Linked DNA regions of Homo sapiens: region 2 is linked to region 1. A link is a contact called in ENCODE Hi-C or POLR2A ChIA-PET data. All regions are on one chromosome and are shown on one strand. The core of a region is the stretch at or near the end of the contact, and the rest is flanking DNA. Distances in the headings are between cores, read along the strand shown. Region 1 holds the start of KIZ (kizuna centrosomal protein). Region 2 holds the start of KIF16B (kinesin family member 16B).

What was found. A loop is a pair of places that touch in the nucleus more often than their neighbours do. ChIA-PET counts read pairs that join two places held with the same protein, here RNA polymerase II (POLR2A). Pooled maps may share reads with other maps.
Region 2: a map of CD8-positive, alpha-beta T cell shows a loop between it and region 1 (15-fold over the local background). The contact joins the promoter of KIF16B here to the promoter of KIZ in region 1. A Hi-C loop is called at or near these places in 1 of 168 maps with a recorded cell type or tissue (CD8-positive, alpha-beta T cell) and 7 of 50 pooled maps. POLR2A ChIA-PET finds 5 or more read pairs at or near these places in 1 of 52 experiments (HepG2).

What each region holds. Positions count from the first base shown.
Region 1 is chr20:21,122,456-21,129,644 of GRCh38, reverse strand. KIZ (kizuna centrosomal protein) reads right to left here and starts at 3,563. Exons shown (of 13, transcript NM_018474.6): 1 at 3,441-3,563. The coding sequence starts at 3,529. RefSeq lists enhancers at 3,045-3,094, 3,995-4,094 and a silencer at 3,255-3,834.
Region 2 is chr20:16,572,198-16,578,801 of GRCh38, reverse strand. It overlaps KIF16B (kinesin family member 16B), which reads left to right and starts at 5,354. Exons shown (of 26, transcript NM_024704.5): 1 at 5,354-5,573. The coding sequence starts at 5,527. It overlaps LOC124904875 (a long non-coding RNA gene), which reads right to left and starts at 3,499. Exons shown (of 2, transcript XR_007067539.1): 1 at 3,075-3,499. RefSeq lists silencers at 5,318-5,447, 5,234-5,463 and an enhancer at 5,076-5,597.

The DNA.
Region 1 (7,189 bases), core at 2,314-4,813:
TTCTGTTTCAGTTTCCCAAGTAGCTAGGATTACAGGCATGCGCCACCACACCCAATTAATTTTTGTATTTTTAGTAGAGACGGGGTTTTGCCATGTTGGCCAGGCTGGTCTCAAACTCCTCACCTCAGGTGATCCACCCGCCTCTGCCTCTCAAAGTGCCGGGATTATAGGTGTGAGCCACCACGCCCAGCCACTTTAAAATAATTTCTAAAATTCACCTATGACTTCTAGTGAAAAAGGACCACAGTCACTTTGGAAATCCACCACCTCCCAAGCAGCAAGTTCTTCTTAGTAATGAATGTAAAATTTATTTGTAAAACATCTTCAGCAGATGCAGACATCTGCTGCTCACACTTCTCTATCATAACACTTCATACCCTGATAATCAAACTCCTCTTGGCTTTCTCTCCCAGGCAAAACGGTGGTAATCTTGTTAACTCTTCTTCACAGGCCTATTTTCTAGCCCCTCATCCACACTGCAGCACCTCAGAATGCTGAGCCCTCCATGTCTTTTTAAAATTTAATACTAAAAACCAGATATTTGCCTCAATGAAAAGCCTTTCCATGGCTTGCAATTCTTACATATTAAATCTCTATTCAGAATCTTTGAAATACCCATCCCTGGGATGCTTACCCATAGTTCATGTTTTCAGTCACCCCTCACTTGGACCTTTCAGTTTTACACAGCTAAGTGGTCCTTATCTTGCTGAGTTTTCTACTTTTAAGCCACTTGTTATTCTGTTTTTGTCTCGATACCACAATTCTATACCATCTTCAGCTTACTCTACTAATATCTCAGTGTCAGTTTCTAGACTATTATGATATCTTACTCTGAATCAATATAGGCACTGAAAAAACCGCGGCTGGCTAATGGGCCCTTTTAAAAGGATGTTTTTGTATAACCGTAAGAGCCAATTCCACTTATAAGTTTCTACCATGCTTGTGGGTGCTATACACACTGTAACAAGTCACTCCATTAGACTCTTTTAGATTCAATTATTGACTTTCACCACAATGCAGAAAAAACACTGTACACACATAGGAAAACATTCAGACGATAAAATTACATCTACGTGTAACTACAGCTAACATGACTTGGGCTGGAAATATGCTGGTTATTTGACCAGCTAACATTGCAATGACCACCTCTAAAAGGGCTGAGAAAGAGGGAGTTTTTTTTTGTCTCCCACTTCCCAGAAGTTTCTGGATTGATAAAGCAGCTGTGACTACCCAGGGTTGCTCCCTATGAAATGACTCAGGAATTTTAGGAGACAGTGGTATCTGTGATCAGTGGGATGCTTTGTGTTTCTTTGTTTAAAAAGGTACAACCAAGGCCGGGTGCAGTGGCTCACACCTGTAATCCCAACACTTTGGAAGGCAGAGGCAGGCAGATCACCTGAGGTCAGGGGTTCGAGATCAGCCTGGCCAACATGGTGAAACCCCATCTCCACTAAAAATACAAAAATTAGCTGGGGTTGGTGGTGGGCGCCTGTAATCCCAGCTACTAGGGAGGCTGAGGCAGGACAATCGCTTGAACCTGGGAGGTGGGGGTTGCAGTGAGCTGAGATCATGCCATTGCACTCCAGCCTGGGTGACAGAGTGAGACTATGTTTCAAACAAATAAACAAACAAACAAAAAGGTACATCCAAACACTCAAATTGGATACAGACAATAATATTCTTTACACATTGCTTTGCAAAACTACAGCTTTCAGCTTTTTTTTCTTTTTTTACTTTAAGGCCCATTATTCTAGCAAAGAGAGAAAGAAAAAAATCTGTGGCCTTACTTTGCATATTAGTCAAGCCCCCTCATTCCTGGTAAAGAACCAAGGTTCAGAGAGGTGGAACAACCTGCTCAAGGTCACACAATTGTTCGTGGACTAGAATCCAGGTTTTGATATTTCTACTGCAGCCTTTTCTGTATCTAGAATTATTTGCCTCTATAACTGTGTCCAGTGTGCATTAATTTGAGTTAGTTATAAATTCTTAAAATGAAAAATGAACACACACAGCAACAGATTTGTACTGACTTAAAAATAAAACAAATCTCGAAATGCAGAACCGTGAACAGGCTATAAAATTTGATTCACATTCCTTATATATTTTCAACAGCCTCACCTTGTTTAATAATTAAATAAGTGTTAATCATAAAGTACATAATTATTATACAGTTATTGTGCCATAAGGACTATAAACAGCCAGGTGTTCCTAGCACAGGAAACAAAAATAACTTACAATTAATAGTTCAAAAAGAATGCCATTTATGAGTGCTGTAAGAATGCCAAGAGTCACAAAAGTTAGGGAATGGGTTGAAACAGGGAAGGCTCTACAGGAAGAGATTTCTTTTTAAAGTCAGAAATTAAGAGGTCACTGATATGGGTGAGCGGTGACATGTCAGAAAGAAAATAGGACGTAGAAAAGGAGTACAAGGTAAAAAAAATGCTAACGACAATTAAGGAAGCCTGTTGTAGATGCTCTATAAATATCTGACAAGAATTAAATCTAGCGTAAGATAAATGTAATTCCTTTTCAAAATCGCTCACTTCTGCCTTTATTTTCCATGTAATTATTGTTATCATTTTAGCACTGTCACGCACACAGCTCTCCTGTTCACTAGAATGATTTTGTAACTTTTAACACTCATTAAATGTTTTGTTTATCAAGAGATCCAAAAATGTATTTCCTTTCTTGTCAACTAATGAGAGTTACAACTCCAATTAACTTAGCAGCTAAATAAGAGGTCCAGCAATTTATCTTTTACGTGGTTATTCATAGTACATTGCGGTATAATTTTCTCTCTATATGCACTCTTAGATCTAGCTGTTTTCAGTGGTTCCCATCTTTCATATCTTAATCAAAGGCATCATGAACCCTCTGGAAGCTGGACTTCTCTAGCTGGAAATTTCATCCCTTCGCTGGAAATCTAGCCAGCCCTCGCTACCCCTAAAAGTCTCCTGAGTTTAAACGGGGGCACATGTTTGACACACACACACACAACCGTCTGCGTTCCAGGACTTGTCATCATTGATGCAGTGCAGCTGTCACGGCGGGATGGCAATTTGAAGAGAGTGGGGAGGGGGCGTGTAAAAGGGGACAAGAGAAACTCACAAGGCTTGATGGAGAGTGACAGGCAGAAGAACTCCCACCTTCACTTCTGGGCAAATTCTGTGACGCGGCCGCATCCTCAAACCGTAGACCAGGCTTTAGCTGCTATTGACGGGGCGGGGGCGGTCTCTCACCTCTCTCCGCTCCCACCCCCAATACAGGGGGTGGCTCTAGTAAACACTGTCCTCCAGGCCCCACTGGGAGCCTGGGGGGCGTTGCGCGCGGGCCTGGGCCCCGGGGAACCTCGGACGGGGGAGCGGGAAGGAAAATGGGGCAGGGCACGCGGAAGACCCCCGGCGCGGGCCGACTCCCCACCCCCGCCCCAGTGCCCTTACCTGTCCCGCAGCCCGTGCTGGAGTTGGCCCAGCCTCTCGTAGTAGTCGGGACTCGACAGGGGCACGGCCGATGCGAGGGTCCGGCTCATGCTGCTGCCGCTGCGCCAGCTCAGCACAGCCTCTGGGTGGCCGTTCGGCCGGGGTTGCCGAAGGAGACCGCCCCACCATGCACCGCGGGTAAACACCGCGCCGGGCCGCCTGCAGGAGGCGGGGCAAGACGCCGTGGGGGCGGGGCGCCGCTGAGGGACGGGGCGGAAGCCGGCTTTGTGGGGGGCGGGACGAAGACCTGCATGGGGCGGGGAAGAGGCGTGGCAGAGGCGGGGCGTCGTGAGGCCGGGGCGGACCACGTCGGAGGGGCGGGCGCTCGGTGCCCTCTCCTCTCTCCCTTGACGCGGTGTCTCCTTTCCCCTCACCTTCCAGGATTCGCACAAGCTACGTTAATGTTACAAGGCGCATTCCCTCCCTTTCTTTCGTCTCTCGCTTGCTTCTTTTCCTCGATCTCCTTTCTTGCCAGGATTTGTTGAGTGCCAGGCACTGTACTAAGCTTGTTCTATTATATCAGCACTCAAAAGCGACACAAAACACCAAGTAAAAAAAGACAAACCCTCAAATGCTAAACAGCCGTGCTCAGCCCCGACAGTGGACCAACCCCTTACTCGAAAATCCGTGCTGAATCTAAGGATTGTTCCAGGTGCCAGTATCGTTGGCGAGAGGGAAAAGTTGATAACTAGTTGCTTGGGAAGCAGACGTTTGTGCAGACAGCTCTAAGGGACAATGCTCCTAATGTCCTGTAGGATCCTCTAGCAGGAGCCCGGGAGCCAGACTGCCTGGGTGTACATTCCCTATCCACGTCCCAGCTGCCAAGCCGTGTGCAAGTCACCCCAGGTTTCCTCATATGTAAAGTGGGAGGCTGTTAACACAGGATTAGTTTAGGATTCGATTGTTAATATGTGTTAGTGTTTATAAGTGGGCCCAGCACATAGAAAGCATCAGGTTTTATTATCATCACCAACGTCGGGAAAAAGCTTCCTGAAGGAAGCCAACCATATTTCAAAACCCACTGGGCAGAAAAATTAAGCCTTAGCCTGCTTCTCTGCCTTCCTTTCCTTTTTTTTTTTTTTTTTTTTGAGACAGAGTCTCACTCTGTTGCCCAGGCTGGAGTGCAGTGGCGTGATCTCGGCTCACTGCAAGCTCTGCCTCCCGGGTTCAAAAGATTCTCGTGCCTCAGCCTCCTGAATAACTGGGATTACAGGTGTGCGCTACCACACCCAGATAATTTTTGTTTTTTTTGGTATTTTTTATATTTTAAGGAGAGACGGGGTTTCACCATGTTGGCCAGGCTGGTCTTGAACTCCCAACCTCAGGTGATCCACCCACCTTGGCCTCCCAAAGTGTTAGGATTACTTGCATGAGCCACCATGCCCGGCCTGTAGAGTTTCTTTAGTCTCTTATTGTTCACTTCTTTTGGTTTCTTTCCTATGCCATTAATTTTACTTACACATACAAGGTGCAAGGTGTGACAAACTAAAATTGTAAGAGAGATGGAACACTCAAAGGCCAACAACACAAAACTATGATTTTACTCAGCCTTCCATTCACATTTGCCAGTTCCAGGGCAAGAGTGTGAATGGAGGCCCTCATACCATCCGCCTAAATATTGAATTATAATTCAAGATAACAAACTTAGGTAAAATACGTGTTCTCCTCTCCACTTTGACCAATATGCCTTCTTAAGAACCTGGACAACCAGGGTGGAATTTAGTTTGCCTGCTTCTCCAGCTCCCCCCAACTCCATTTCCCACCCCAGGCTCAGTCTTGCTTTGTGAGGGGGTCTCATACACTAGCAGGGATGTGTGTGCCCTGCCTCTTCTCCTCCTCTTCTCCAGCCAGCAAGTCCCAACTCTGCCTACATCCCCACCTCAGCCTCCTCTTGGCCGGGCAGTGAGCATGCCAGTGATGGTCACCCTTGCAGGAAAGACCCAGCCAAGAGGCCTTTTAAAGCCTTAGAAAGCAGCTTGGGCCCCTTTGAGCAGGGAAGGTAAGGGTGTTGGGTACTTAGAACGTGTTCTAGAAGAGCATGTGTGTGTATGTGTGTGAGCACCCCAGGTGGGCCTGTCATCTGGCCCTGGGACCTCCTTGCCTTGCGTGGAGCAGCATGGGCAGAGAAGGGCTAGAACAGAACCTCTAATACACAGAAGCCAGGGCAGAGGCCTTCTTGCCCTGGTCCAAGGGTAGCACTGATGTGACTTTTATTTAGTTTTTATTCAGATTATATCCAATTGATTCAGTGGTAATGTGCAAAGGTTTATTTTAATGAGTTTAGTGTAACTAACATTTTACTACAACCCTGGCAAAGAAAAGAAAAGCATTAAATTTTTAGGATATTTTATTTAGGACCATGCCCCCAGGGTTAGTTTTTTTTTTTAAGAAAAAGAATCCCCAAACAATTAATATAACTAATTTTAGCAAGTAGCACAGAGTAAGCAGATGAGGCAGTCATTTAGCACCCAAAATTTTTATTAGGCCATTTTAGGAGAATCTAAAATTAAATGTAATTAAACAGTAAATAGATAATTCAAAATAATTATAATTTACATCCTATGGTTGATTCATTAATGACGTATGACAAATCTAGATGTAGGATCTCCTTTATTAACAATAACACATAGCAAACAAAAGGAATATTTCTAGAGTATTTATGCTAAAATTATGCATTTTAAATGGTGACAGGCTTTCAATAAATTCTGAGTTCTTCACTTTGAATATTTAATTTGCCAGAGCCCTCTATTTTAATATTTTTCTTCAAACTCTTTATTTAGCTGAGCTGATTTCTGTAAGCAGCCCTGCTTTTAGCTCACTGGACCAAGGGTCATCAAGTCTGCCTAGATCAAGGCTTCCTCTAAGTCCTAGAATGTCTTAGCTAGAACTTAGAGGGAGTCTAGCCCCACCCCCTTGTTTTACAGGGGAAAAAGGGTTCAGGGCAGATAAGGGGCTTGGCCAAAGTCACCTAGCTGGAAATCTATGTAATATTAACGAGTCTAGTTCAAAATATGGATCCCTAGTGGTCCCATTAAGCAAACAGCAAGGGAAGCCAGTGTCTCGGCCCAGAAGTCACATGAATCTTTGGGTGAACCAAATGAAATTGTTGTTTTTGTAGCTCAAAAACAAAATTGATTCTGGAAAATATATTGAAATTAGAATTGTACATATATTCTAATATTGGGAAATTCTAATTTCAACATATTTCCATATATATGTATATATACATTACATTTACCAGTTTATTATAAGAATATCACAAAAGATACAGATGAAAAGATTCATAAGGTGAGGTCTGGGGGAAGGGGTGTAGAGGTTCCATGCCCTCCACGGGCACACCACCCTCCAGGAACCTCCTCCACATGTTCAGCCAGCTCAGAAGCTTCCTGAACCCTGTCCCCTTGGGTCTTTTATGGGGACTTTATTGGATAGGCATGATCGACAGTCGTGTAGAAGCGTGATTGGACAAAGGGGACATGATCTAACACTAATTGAGTGGGAAACCCAACAAGTCCTGTTCTGATTCATCTCGGCCTCTCAATGCAGCAGAAATTTTTTTTTTTTTTGAGACGGAATTTCACTCTTGTTGCCCAGGCTGGAGTGCAATAGCATGATCTCAGCTCACCGCAACCACTGCCTCCCTGGTTCAAGCGATTCTACTGCCTCAGCCTCCTGAGTAGCTGGGATTACAGGCATATGCCACCACGCCT
Region 2 (6,604 bases), core at 4,105-6,604, 4.6 Mb after region 1:
CAGGTAAAGAGGCTTTCTCACTATTCCAGAAGCAGGACTCGCTTTTCCAACACTAAACATTTGTTCAAGGAATTTCCTCTGCTTTAGAAGTCACCTCCTCACCATTTTCTGGGTTCAAATCTGTCCCTCCTGCAAGACCGATCTCCAAAACTAATTCATCCATGAAACTTTTCCCAATCACTTTAAATAAACATGGTTTCTCACTCTTTCGAAGTTAAAATGAGGCCACAGACTCTACAGTCTATCAGTTCTGAACTATTTATGACCACATAGTTTTATATATATGGTTGCATACAGTTATATGCAATTGAAAACAATCATTTTTATCTTAGTATATAAAATGACTATGATTTAGGGTGATAGCGTCTATTAAATTGAATCTAATGTGATTTCTTTATTCACTTTTGCTATAAAAGAAAGCAGGCATTCATGGTTACCTGCCTAAAGCTTTACTAAAATTACTTAGTACGATTTTTGCAATTATCTTTACTGTGATTTTGGAGCTCAGATTTTCTCTCTAGCCCCAAAGTATACTTTTTCAAATTATTCCTGCTTTTAATGTTTAGTATTTTAGAAGATTCTAAATATACTTTAAATTTTGTGACTTAGAAAATGAAAATCGTAGGCCAGACGCAGTGGCTCACACCTGTAACCCCAGCACTTTGGGAGGCCAAAGCAGGTGAATCACTTCAGGCCAGGAGTTTGAGACCAGCCTGGCCAACATGGTGAAATCCTGTCTCTATTAAAAATACAAAAATTAGCCAGGTGTGGTGGCAGGCACCTGTAATCTCAGCAGCTTGGGAGGCTGAGGCAGGAGAATCACTTGAACCCGGGAGGTGGAGGTTGCAGTGAGCCAAAATAGCGCCACTGGACTCCAGCGTGGGGGACAGAACAAGACTCTGTATCAAAAAAAAAAAAAAAAAAAAAAAAATTGGTGCTGGGTTTGGACTTGGTATCTGTGATTCCTGTCTCTGGTACTACTATTTATTATACATTTATTTGAAAACCAGGAAAACACTTGTTTTTCTCATTGGCTCACCACATAGCTCTTAAATTCAACTTAAGTCCCTTGGTGTAAGGCACTCCTGTAGGAGACACTAAGTGTATCATGTGATATAATGCTTCTGGTGAGTGCTTCTAGCACATAGGGAAATCGATGGGTTTATGAGGTGTCAGTTATATCCTTCGTCCCAATTTAAGCGTGCCAGTCTGATGTTCATCAAGATTTTTTAAAAGTCATGTTTGTAAGAAAGTAAATCAATTTTATTCCTCAGAGGCTAGGATGAAGAAAAAGCACAGCTCATGAGAAATACAGTATTTTTCTTCTGATAACAGTATTCCCTGATGATTCAAATATTTTGCGGTGGAGTGAACATTCTATTACAGTGCTATTTTGCGTGGAAATGAAGAAGCTAAGACTCAGAGAGCTTAAGTCACTCAAAAGTTTTCGTCCATTAAAAAAGTTTTCAAAATAGAGATTAAAAAAAGATTTGAAAAAACGTTTTAAAAAAGAGATTGCTAAACATCAGAAAAAAATTTCAATAATAAATGAAGACCAAAATAAACTACATCAAAACAAACTAAACAACCACATCCCCCACCCCACAGTCCCGCCATGCACATATGCATCTTGAGACCATTTGGGTTTTAACCCAGATTTCAGAATTTTCTCTTCTCCTTCCCATCACAATTCAACCTTCTTAGAAAATAAAAATGTCGGCCGGGCTTGGTGGCTCACGCCTGTAATCCCAGCACCTTGGGAGGCAGAGGTGGGTGGATCACGAGGTCAGGAGTTCGAGATCAGCCTGTCCAACATGGTGAAACCCCCCATCTCTACTAAAAATACAAAAATTAGCCGGGCTTGGTGGTGGGCACCTGTAATCCCAGCTACTCAGGAGGCTGAGGCAGGAGAATCGCTTGAAACCGGAAGGTGGAGGTTGCAGTGAGCCGAGATCGCGCCACTGCACTCCAGCCTGGGCAACAAGAGCAAAACTCTGTCTCAAAAAAAAAAAAAAAAAAAAAAAAAAAAAAAAATATATATATATATATATATATATATATATATACACACATATATATGTATATATACACAATAAAAATAAAAATGTCTTTTATCCATCCAATTGAATTTTAAAATCATAGATTCTTAAACCTTTTTTATGCCGTGGACCCTTTTGGTTGTTTGGTGAGAGTAACATTTTCAGAATAACATTTTAAAATGCATAAAATAAAATAAATGGGATTACCAGGAAAATCAATTATACTGAACTATAACTATTAAAATGTTAGAAATAAATGTGATCTTAAGGTAGGTTTGTTATTTAGTGGCTCTCTTGAGTACCCACCCCTCCTTTGCGGGGCCCTCCCACATTGCCTGGGCGTGACCATGTGACTGCCTTTGGTCAATGGAAGTCCAGCAAAGGCTTGTGCATAGTGCGGTGCTCTCCTGGCGAGGTGTCTCGCCGCCGCAAGAAATCTGGAACCTGGTCTAAACTTTTTGAGGATGAAAAAGCAAAATGCACCAACTTTTCCTCACCCCAGGTGAGCCTAGAGCCCAGCCACAAAGCCCGGGTGACACCAGCAACCCAAAGAATTGAGAGAAATAATAACCGGTTTTTGTTTTAAGCCTCCACATTTTTGGCCATTATTTTTATGCATCAGTACATAACTGATTTGGATCCCTGAATTCTTACTGACCTTTTGGGCCCTGGATTTACTGCTTTTTTTTTTTTTTGAGATTGGGTCTCACTCTGTCACTCAGGTTGGAGTACAGTGGTGCGATCTTGGCTCACTGCAACCTCCTCCTTCCATGCTCAAGCGATTGTCCCACCTGAGCCTCCTGAGTAGCTGGGACTACAAGCACACGCCACCATGCGTGGCTTTTATTTTTGTTTGTTTTATTTTGTCGTAGAGACAGGGTTTTACCGTGTTGCCCAGGCTGGTCTCAAACTCCTGAGTTCTGGCAATCCATCCTCCTCGGCCTCCCAAAGTGCTGGGATTACAGGCATTAGCCACCGTGCCCGGCCTAGAGCTTCTGTAACTGTTTTTCACTATCAGTTATTTTAAGCTCTCACAGTTTGCGTAGAGGTCATCTATCCCCTGGCTCCTTGCAGGGAGGGTGGCAGCCGACAGCATCTTCACTCCCCGAACGTGCTGGAAATGCCATGTCTCAGGCTTCCCCTCTGACTTGCCCATTAGAAGCTGCAGTTTCACAAGACCGCCAGGTGATTCCTTTAAACATTCAAGTTTGCAAAACACTTTAAAGCAGGCACACTAAAGTCTGAGATGAGCAAACCCCTTATCTTATAATAATCTTCCCTTTCAGAAACTTCCTTCACGCCCCAATAGAAATATTTTCTGCTAAGAAAGTGCCCGTTCCGTATCGTCTGTGATGATCAAGCCTTACTGCTTCCTATTGAAAAGCTCCAGGCATGCTGTTTGTTGTCTAAAGCGTCTGCCGGGCTGCGATGGTCCGTTTTGTGTCAGACAGCAAAGTCGTGGATGGAAAGGGGGCTTATAAACACGTGTAGGTTGTTGGAATTACATTAACGAATGAATGAGCAAAACCTTCTAAACCACCGACCAATGAAACCCCGATACAGAAAATCGCTGTCATGAGTAAGTTAGCACTCCTGAAGAGTTTGAATACTGAACTGGCCAGAGTCTGCGCGCCGACGCCCCCCAGGTGGCCGGAGTGACCCGGAGCAGGCGTGGCTGTCTCTCAGACCCGCGCGTTGGGCCCGAACAGTTTGTCCCCACGCAGCTCCCATATAAGGCGGGCCCCTCCCCTGCCCCAGCCAGCTAGGTCGCCGCGCTGGCTCCCTGGCGGCTTCTCAAACCAACCCGCCGCTACTGCGCATGCTTGGCAAGCTCGCCCGCTCCTTAATATCCTGCTCCGGCTGTTCCTGCCACCCGTTGGTCAAATTCGCACCCAGCTCTGCTCCAGACAGAGGGAAAACCCAGTGATTTCCGGGCTCTAGAAACAAAGGGAGGCTATGATTCCCTGCTGGCCCTAGGGGTCCAGGGAAGGTTATGGAAAGATAATTCTTTGTGTAAGCGGGTTGCGTACTTGCAGACATCATCCCACTTGATGCATTCACCACTCTATGCCGTTGTTCCTGATTTGCAGATGAGACAAGAAGCCTCAGAGGCGCCCAGTAATTCAGAATTACAGGCTGACAAGGCTAGTGTTGGAGCTAGGACTTAAAAACAGGAGTTCCGCCTCCATTCCTTGCGTCTCCCATTATAGCTTGGCTTCCTGGAATGGCTGCTCCTGTGGCTCGCAGGTGGGCTTCTGGGTGTGCGCAAACGATTTCATGCATGCTCGATTCACTGAATGAATGAATGCATTTACCTTCTACACAGGAAGGGAGGTGGAGCTCACTTCTACCAGAGGCCCTAAGCCTTAAGATACCAGTTGTCGGCCTGGCGCGGTGGCTCACGCCTGTAATCCCAGCATTCTGGGAGGCCAAGGCGGGCGGATCATTTGAGGTCAGGAGTTCGAGACCAACCTGGCCAACATGGTGAAACCCCGTCTCTACTAAAAATACAAAAATCAGCCGGGCGTGGTGGCACGCCCAGCTATTCGGGAGGCTGAGGCAGGAGAATCTCTTGAACCCGGGAGGCGGACGTTGCAGTGAGCCGAGATCGCAGCATTACACTCCAGCCTGGGTGACCGAGCGAGACCCTGTCTCAAAAAAAAAAAAAAAAAAAAAAAAATACCAGTTGTGTTCGCCTTTAACTCCCTTATGATTAAAACTAAAAATTACTAAAGTGTACAAAAGTGCAAAACAAGTCTAAATAAGGTTTGATTCTAGCCAATATAATGACATTCCCGCACACATTTAAAACATCCAACACCCTATTAATTTTCGTTTATCGGTATCCCGAGTTAAGGGGTCCAAAACATACGGTCGGACCTCCTTAGGGTAGCAGAGAAGGCCCTAGCGGAGTTTGCCACCAACAAGCTGTGATCATCTCTGCGCCTCAGTTTGTTCGTGTGTAAAATGGATACGTTAACTCATGTTTGGCTGGGTGAAGCCAGGTTCTTGTTAAGGGCTGAAAAACTGGCTTTGGTCACCTGACCCCAGGACTGTGATCCTTGCCGCTGGCTTTAAATTGCTGCGATCCTCTTCTCTCCAGTTGTTCAGGCCATGAGGGTGGGTTCTAGTTTTCCTGAAACCATCCGCTCCGGGTCGCCCCCATAACCTCTGCGCCAAGGTCCACAACGTGGCCTTTCCAGACTTGCAGATCCCGGAGGCTGCTTCCAGGCCCCGCGGCCCCGCCCCTCTGCACCGCCCGGCCGCCGCCAAACCGTGGCGCATGGATCACGCGGGCCGGAGCCGTTCTGGGCATGCTCAGTGGCCTGGCAGGTGGGGCTGCCGCGGAACTCCAGGTCCGGCCGGGAGCAGAGGGGCGGGGGCGAGAGGGAAGTGGGCGGGAGCCGCGATCTGAGTAGCCAGCGTCGCCGGCGACCGCGGAGTTCTGGGCTAGTGGGACCCCGCGCGGGCTGGTTCGGGATGAGCGATGGCATCGGTCAAGGTGGCCGTGAGGGTCCGGCCCATGAATCGCAGGTGAGTGGGGCCGCCCGCGCCCCGCCCCCTCGTCGCGCCCCCACCCAGAGGAAGCCTGTTTCCAGCTCCCCCAAAGCCAGCCTGGACTTAAAAGTGTCACCGGCTGGTCCCTGGCCCACCGGGCCCAGGCTGTGGCCTCTGGGGGCCTGGAGGACTTCGTGCACTGCTGTCCCGTTCACATTGCCCTGGAGAGGACCCTGGTGGTAAAGGAGAAGATTCTATTAACTCTCTCCATCGTATTAACTTGAGATGTTCTTGTTCCCCCTTTAAAAAAGCATCAAGGGAACGTTACCATGAAGATGTAAAATAGTTGGGGGGAAGGTGAGAGTGCTGAGGGGGGGCACCACGAACTGTCAGGTGAACCCCTCATTTCTACCAACTCAGAAGTTCTCTTAACAATTAACCATGCTACTTTTTAATCTTTCAGTTAGAGATGATTTTGATTCCCTGAATGTCTAATCGATAACTTAGCAGTTCCTAACTTCATGTTAGAGAGTGGATGGGAAAACTTTGACAAAGTCCTGACTCCTAGAAAAAAGTCAGGGACGCTTTACACGTGTTTGAAATACTCTGATATTAAGAGAGAGGAAGAGTGTTACACACAAAATTTAATCTTGTTATATATTTCTACGAAGTAATGCTTTTTCAGAATCCTTCTCTTCATTCACTGAAAAATAGCCTGTGCTCCCTTTTCAATGACCTCTTTTTAATCCGTTTAGAAAGTTTCTTTGGAAAAGTTACTTTTTAAATTGGTTTGACTTCAAAGAATGAGGTAGAAATGGGATGTGTCCTCCAAGGTGACAGGCAAGGTTCACACAGAGCCATTTGATTTTATTGACTTCTCTACCAAGTTGGTGGATATTTGACTTACCATAGGGCCTTTTTGCTTTTGTCATATCAACTTGTGGAGGTTAATGTTTGGTAGTTCTGATGCCTGATTGGGGCAGCCGAAGGCCATAAAATCAAAAGATTTCCAGAACCTTATTTGACTCATCTAAATCTGTTTCTTCTCTTGGCAAGTAGGGAATCAT